Linked DNA regions of Homo sapiens: region 2 is linked to region 1. The links are chromatin contacts, found by Hi-C or POLR2A ChIA-PET in ENCODE. All regions are on one chromosome and are shown on one strand. The core of a region is the stretch at or near the end of the contact, and the rest is flanking DNA. Distances in the headings are between cores, read along the strand shown.

The links. Hi-C counts contacts between places; a loop is a spot of excess contacts on that map. ChIA-PET counts read pairs that join two places held with the same protein, here RNA polymerase II (POLR2A). Pooled maps may share reads with other maps.
Region 2: a pooled map shows a loop between it and region 1 (2.2-fold over the local background). The contact joins two enhancer-like sites. A Hi-C loop is called at or near these places in 2 of 168 maps with a recorded cell type or tissue (Caco-2 and HepG2) and 8 of 50 pooled maps. POLR2A ChIA-PET finds 5 or more read pairs at or near these places in 1 of 52 experiments (Panc1).

Annotation. Positions count from the first base shown.
Region 1 is chr7:3,192,818-3,196,522 of GRCh38, reverse strand. LOC124901574 (a long non-coding RNA gene) reads left to right here. Exons shown (of 2, transcript XR_007060192.1): 2 at 1-2,429. Among named protein-coding and RNA genes, the nearest start is that of SDK1, 110 kb to the left of the region's middle. RefSeq lists an enhancer at 1,041-1,721. Within about 2 kb of position 1,767, at least 4 of the 41 ENCODE cell types and tissues checked have a DNase peak (open chromatin) inside an H3K27ac peak, as active enhancers do.
Region 2 is chr7:3,065,629-3,069,333 of GRCh38, reverse strand. No RefSeq gene overlaps it. Among named protein-coding and RNA genes, the nearest start is that of CARD11, 24 kb to the right of the region's middle. RefSeq lists enhancers at 3,358-3,407, 3,448-3,527. Within about 2 kb of position 1,898, at least 5 of the 41 ENCODE cell types and tissues checked have a DNase peak (open chromatin) inside an H3K27ac peak, as active enhancers do.

The DNA.
Region 1 (3,705 bases), core at 518-3,017:
TGTCTCTTGCTCCATGGTGTTTACCTTGCCTTGGAAAATAAACAACGTAAACATTTTTTTGTGACAACGGAGACAGGATTGAGAGACTTGCACAGACTTCCTTTCCCAAAACTTCTGCAGACTAAAATTCTACCATTAGCTATTAATTTCTTTGACTAAATTTTGTCCTCACTCTGCAGTTTCTTTTTTCTAAAGTAAAAATACTTCTAGAAAGAGAACACGACGTCCTTAACCTCTTAAAACAGAAATGACATATAAATCGACTTGCACACCAATTTGGGCCCTTGGATATTTGTTGCCTGAAGAGCTGTGTTGAAAAGGCCTCTGAGGCTCAATCTGGCCTCTGATGCAAAGAATGTCGATCGATTGCTGATGTCTGCCCTGAGTGCTGGAAGGGAGGATGGCATTTACTATCCCTGCCTTAAATTAGAGGAGCTTATGGGGTTCTTCCCCAACTATAACAAGAGGGGTTAAATGAACACTAATCATCTGATAGGACAGCCACTGAAGGAGGTGAGGGGAATTTAAGAAGGAAAGGCTGTGACTGCCAATCTCCTAATGTCACCTGCATGGCCGTCAGTCACCTGCAGCCCTTGTCAGTGCACCCAAAGCCTTTGCAGATGTCAACCCAGCTGGCTTTCCAGCCATGTCTCACCATACCCCAGTGCTCCTCTGCTCCAGCCCCACTGAACTCTGCCAGACCTGGACGTGCCCTTATACATGTGCTTCCTAGACATCCCAGAACATCTGTGCCCATTGTCTCTGCACAGGGAATTCTTATGTAACTCCATGAACACCTACCCTAAGTGTCACTTCCTGTGAGAAGTCCTCCCTGATTCACTCCCTCCTCTGTTTACCCACCCACTGGAGACCCAGCTCTGCATGGCAGTCTTCACACTCTATCATCTTTGTCCTTCCTTCTTTTTTTTTTGAGTCAAGCTTTCACTCTGTCGCTCAGGCTGGAGTGTAGATCACAGCTCGCTGCAGCCTCCAACTCAGCTAAAGCGATCCTTCCTCCTCAGCCTCCAGAGCAGCTGGGACTACAGGTGCATGCCACCATGCCCAGGTAATTTTTTTCTTTTTTGTAGAGACAGGGTCTTGCAATGTTGCCCAGGCTGGCCTCGAACTCCTGGCCTCAAGCACCTCCCACTTCGGCCTCCCAAAGTGCTGGGATTATAGGCATGAGCCACTGTGTCCAGCCCATCCTTGTCCTTTCACATGTGTCACCTTTCTCGTGAGACTAAGAGGTCTGTGGGAGCAGGGTTAGTGCCTGGTCTCTGTGATCCAGTCCCCAGCCCCAGGCCTGACACACAGCTGGTGCTCAACAACCACTGGCTGAATATTGGAATGAATAAATGAACGAACTTTGTCAGTGTGGCAGATGCTATGCCTATGCTGAGACTGCTGTTTTTTCACATGCCCCTGCTTCTCCTGTGTTCCTGCAGTAGCACACTGCCGGTGGTAAATGAATCCCCAAGTATGAATGCTTCACAGAACAAAGTTTAATTTCCCCTCCCACAAAGTCCAGTGCAGATTGTGCAGCCCTCCGGAACACTTGTCTTGGTATTAACCACATCTTTTATTTCCTGCATTCCAATGCTCTGACATCTGGGGCCTCGCTGACCCCCTAGAGTTAGCCAATTTCTAGAGATACAAGTTGCCATGACAGCACTTTTCAGATGCAAACAACCCACCCAAACCAAACAAAGCCTTCTTTTCCCTCCACCTCCTAACTGACCTTGGTGCTTCCCCGTGTGGCTCTGTGTGGCGTGGCAGGCGGTGTCCCCTCCTCCTGGGAACTGTGAGTAACAAACTACTTTTTCAATAGCAATCATCTCCTGATCTGTTGGCTTCACTATACCTCAAAATTTCTACTGATACACTGTGTTTTGAAACAGGCTTCCACTGAGTGACTCAGCGATCCAGTCTGCTTTCATAGGTGGCTCTAATGAGGCAGAAATTTAAAAATAAATATGCATTCATTCACTCCAAGAAAAGTAACAGGCAAGGGTTCACAAGAAAAAAAGAAGTTTTCCTCTGCCTAGCAAGCACACTTCAAGGACAGTTATAAGATAATGCTGTACGAGCAGCCAAGGCCAAAGGAATGGGCTTCAGACACCCCTCTCCCCCAGAGCAATGTTGAAGGAAAAAAAAAGAGAAAAAGATAAATTACTTTACTGTTACTCCTTTCCCAGGCTTCTTAAACGTGATTATGTTTTACAAATGTCTGTATTTAGCCAGTTCTTGTTTTTCTTTTGACGCAGCTACAAGGCCACAAATTATACACTATATGATTAACTGCTTTTGTTTTACTTTTGTAAGTCTGCTTATAAAAACCCCACTCAGTCGTTGTTCAATGCTCAGCTTTTTGGATGCGAATCCACTGAGCCAGTGCGTACCTAAAATAAACAATCCTCCCGTTCTCCGTATCGGTCTCTCTGGTTCTCAGTTTCTCGCAATGCTAACACCTCAACCTGTGGCCCCCACAATTGTCGTGGCAGGGAACACAGACCAGGGACATCTTGCACCAGCTCTAAAATACTTCCACCCAGAGGTGGCACCTACCACGTCTGCTACCTACTCAGTGGCCATGTCAGAGGCTTTCCAACCAGAGTGACTCCATCTTGAATAAATGAGACAAGAATAGGCAGGACTGGTTTTGCAAGGTACAACTCACAAAGACCCCCCTGATAAAACAGAATGTGGTCAAGAAGCCAGCCAAAACCCACCAAAACGAAGATGGTGAGGAAAGCGACCTCTGGTCATCCTCACTGCTCATTATACACTAATTATAATGCATTAGCTTGGGAAAAAACACTCCCACCAGCACCATGTCAGCTTATAAACACCATGGCAACATTCAGAAATTATGTTATACGGTCTAGAAAGGGGAGGAACCTTCAGTTTGGGAAACTTCCCACCCCTTTCCCAAAAAACTCATGAATAATCCACCCCTTGTTTAGCATATGAGCAACAAAGAACTGACAGTATACTCAGTCAAGCAGCCCATGCCACTGCTTTGCCTATGGAGCAACCACCCTTTTATTCCTTTGCTTTCTTAATAAATTTGCTTTCACTTTACTCTGTCAGCTCACTCTTAAATTCCTTCCTGCATGAAGCCAAGAACCCATGTGGCATCTCAGGGTGAACCCAAGTTTTGGGGTTCACCACGTGATAGCCAGAAGTGGTCACATGATGCCACTTGGGGGTACCTAAGCGGTGCGGCTGGGAAATTGGGGGTAGGGGATTGAACTATCTCCACTTCGGGTCTTGTTCTTCCCATCTGAATTAAGAACAGATAACCAACCCGAGATCAGTATATCTTTAGCTTAATATCAATACAGCACGATATGATTTCAGAGGATGCTTTGCCATACATATGACCTCGTGTGTCACCAGGAAATATGAGAGCTGAATGTTAACAAAGTAGAGATTCAAAGGAAAAAAGGCCCAAGGACTGATTGGCTCACAAATGTGCTCCAGCATTAGGGTCCTGAGTGAGATGAATGGGCCCAGGCCTAGCGAGCTAACCTCCTCTCACCTCAGTGGGCCAGACGCAGATGGGAACCGTGTGGCCATGGCTGCCCTAAGCCAGGATGAGGCTGAAGAGGCAACCTGTGTCTGTTACCATCTGCTCTTGCAAATATCTTCCTTGGGTGTGGTGTTTCTGGAGCCTGTAAGATATTTTCCCCAATGTTTTCTTGT
Region 2 (3,705 bases), core at 649-3,148, 130 kb after region 1:
TAGGGCTGCTGTAAAAAAAAAAAAGAAGACCACAACCTGTGTGGCTCAAAACAACAGAAATGTATTCTTGCAGAGTTCTGGAGGCCAGAAGTCTCAGATCTAGGTGTTGGGAGGGTTGCTTCCTTCTGGTTCTGGAGGAGAATCTGTTCCATGACTCTCTTCTAGCTCCTGATGGTCATTGCCAGTCCTTGGTGTTCACGGACTTGTAGATGCATCACTGCTTTCTCTGCCTCCATCTTCACACGGTCTCTCTCTCTCTGTCTCTCTCTATCTTCTCCCCTTCTTATATAGAAACTCATCGTTAGATTTACAGCCAACCCTAAATCCAGAATGATTTCACCTTGAGATCCTTAACTAATTTTATCTGCAAAGACCCTATTTCCAAATACACTCACATTCTGAGTTTCCAGTAGACATGAATTTTTGGAGGATACTGTTTCACCCACTACAACTCATTTTTACAAATGAGGAAGCTGAGGTTGCCCATGGTCACAGAGCTTGTGGGTGATGGAAGTATGACTCTGGCCTAATTTTGTATGACATCAAAGCGTTGGAGCTGCTATATGTGGGTGGTAGAGATATTTAAAGCCTCTGAGAGAAGGCTTCTAATAAAAGTAGCTCAAGATAGGCCAGGCGCAATCTAGGCTTAATAAATATTTGTTGCGTAACTGAAATGAATATTCCCAGAGGACCCCACATTCCAGGCTCTAGACACAATGCATTTCTTTTTTATTTCTACGTAATGGGACACTCTGCCCTGGGAAATTGGGAAGAAGGCATGATCCAGCCAAGGTCAATTGTCCACAGTTTGTGCTTCTGTCTACTGCTGTTGTGCTTGGCATTAGAAAAACCCTCAGCCACAATAAATTTTATATTTTACTGCCTTTTTACCTGTTTCTCAAACAGTTTCAAGTACACTGGAGCATCTTTTATCCTTAATGGTCTGTTTTCCCAAAATTTATTTTTGGAAACCAATGAGTAAACAAAAGACACCAAACCCAGCTTGATACCAATAATCCTGAACCAAACAAATTAGATCTCCTTTTTAGTTTCTTTCCAATGCTTTAAAGGGCCTTATGAGTCATTAATTTGTTGGCTCTTGTAGAAGTATTTATGCAGGGCCATTAAGTAGCACAAACTGTGGAGGAAAATTGAGATGCTTTATGAATGTAGCCTCTGACCCCACCTGCCAATCTCCCTATAGGAGGAAAACACAGACAGGACTCTTGGCCTTGGGGGTCCCACTTCATTGTGGCCTGGTTTTCAATCCCCAGGCAATAATCTTCTCACCCTCATTCACATCTCTAGCCAAAAGCAGAAAATAAAACACAAGGGCAGAACTCTCAACTCTAGGGGGGGTGAAATCTGGGTCCCAGAGCAAAAATTAGTCACACCCCAAAAACTGATTTCTCCAAGCAGAAATGACAGATTCTCATCTCTGTCATATGGTCTGAGCCACAGTATAAGGCAATGCAGTTTTGACACCAGCCACCTGGACTTGGGTCACATTTCACAGGTTAAGGGCACAGTCTTCCACAAGACTGTCCTCCCTTCAGGCACCCACTGCAAGCGCCAGGGCTCCCAGGCCACCCACACTTCTGACAAACTGGCTACACATTCGGGGGCTCCCATTACTCTCTCAGGTTCAGTAACTCATAGACCAACTCAAAGCACTAAAAAAGCACTGTACTTTCTATAATTGTTTATTATAAAGGAACAACCCCCCCAAAAAAAACCCATGGGAGGGCCCAATTCACAAAGCTTCTGTGTCGCCCTCTGAGCACACAGAAGTATGACTCCCAACCCGGGGAGCTCAACTGAGTCTCATCATTCAGAGGTTTTTTTGTGGTTTCATTATGTAGGCATGATTGACTAGATAACTGGCCACATGATTGAACTCAATCTCCAGCAACCCCTCCACTCCCCAGACATCATCAGGCTGATGTCACTGGCCCAAAGTCCCAACTCTCTAATCACACAGTTGGTCTTTCTGGTGTGGCTGGCCACCATCCCGAGTCACCTTGTTAGCATAAACTCAGGCAATCCCATCACTCAGGAAATTCCAAGAATTAGAAGCTTCCTCCTAGGAACCAGAAACAAGGGTCAGACAAATGATTTATTACAGGACACACATATGTACAACAGGTAGGACTGAAATTAATGAAGTATCCTCTCTCTCCTCCTGTGAATAAAAATCTTCTGTCACTGGTCAGTTTTCTAGCTCATAAAAAGAAGGGATTCTTGCTTGCTGGGATCAAATTTATGGGACAGATGGGGAAGAGGGGAGAGGAGGCTGAGAGCAGGGGCTTGGGAAGGGGAGCAAGAAGTGAGGTCCTTTGGAGCTTTTGGGGTTGGAGATGGAAGGGGGTTTCAATAAATGTTCAGGAGGGCTTAAAATGGATTCTCTGGAATATGTTTGGCTTAAGAATGAAATTCATTTTAATTTCTTTTCATGGTGGACCTGTGCTTTTCAATACTTTTTTCCAGCAGAGACTGAGCTGGGAGGCTCATCCCCCTGGGATTTATCATTATTTCATCCTTGTCAATCTTCTTTTTCTAACAGTGAGCTTTTTTCTCTTTCTTTCTTTCTTTTTCTTTCTTTCATCCATCTTTCTTTCTTTTTCTTTCTTCTTTCTTTTTTTCTTTCTTCTTTCTTCTCCTTCCTTCCTTCCTTTCTTCCTTCTTTTCTCTCTCCCTTCTCTCTCTCTCTTTCTTTTTTTAGAAAGGGTCTTGCGCTGTCACCCAGGCTGCAGTACAGTGGCACAATCATAGCTCACTGCAGCCTCAAACTCCTGTGCTCAAGCAATTCTCCCTCCTCAGCCTCCCAACTAGCTGGGACTACAGGTCTACACCATCATGCCCCACTAATATTTTTGATTTTTTTATAGAGACGAGGTCTCACTATGTTGCCCAGGCTAGTCTCAAACTCCTGGCCTTAATTAATCCTCCTGCACGGCCTTCCAAAATGCTGGGTTACAGGCATGAGCCACTGTGCCAGGCAAGGGAGAAGACATTTGAAAGCACAGGTCCAAAGTTAAAAAAATTCAAATGAATTTCCTTCCTAAGCCATGTCTCTTCAAACATTCTATGACCAGCTCATCCATCCATGCCCCCTTTGCTGGCCGCCTTCCCTTCCCGTCTCACTTCCCATCTCTCCTGCCAGTGTTTCCTGGGATCCTTTCCCAAATAAACCACTTGCATGCGAAGATTTCCTGAGGAATAACTGAGATTCTATATCGAGGCCTCAGCACAGCGGGGGCACACAGGAAACCTCCTTAAATAACAAGTGCAATCATGTATTTCCACCTCTGCATGGGTGAAACTTAGAAGGGCTTCATGGAGACGTCACTGAGATCGGTATGGGAGGGAAAGGTGGGCGTTGTCCAGATAGAAGCTAGGGCTGCACCACGATGGTGGATGAAGTCACCAATGGAGGGGTGGGAAGGAAGGAGGAAAGAGCGCCACCTGGGGGCGGGAAAAAGAGCAGCCTGAGGAGTCGAAGAGTTGGCCAAGGTCATCAACAAGGAACAGAAATCGTTGCTCTCCTGAACTCCCCACCCTCAGCAGGAATAGACAATTCCTCAAGCCCTGTGGCCCTGGTCCTGGCTCTGTGGTCCTCTCTGCTTCAAGGTCTGTCCCCAACAACCCATCCCAGAGCCCACAGTTCAGGTAGGAAACGTGGACTTGTTGACCTAGCCTGAACTT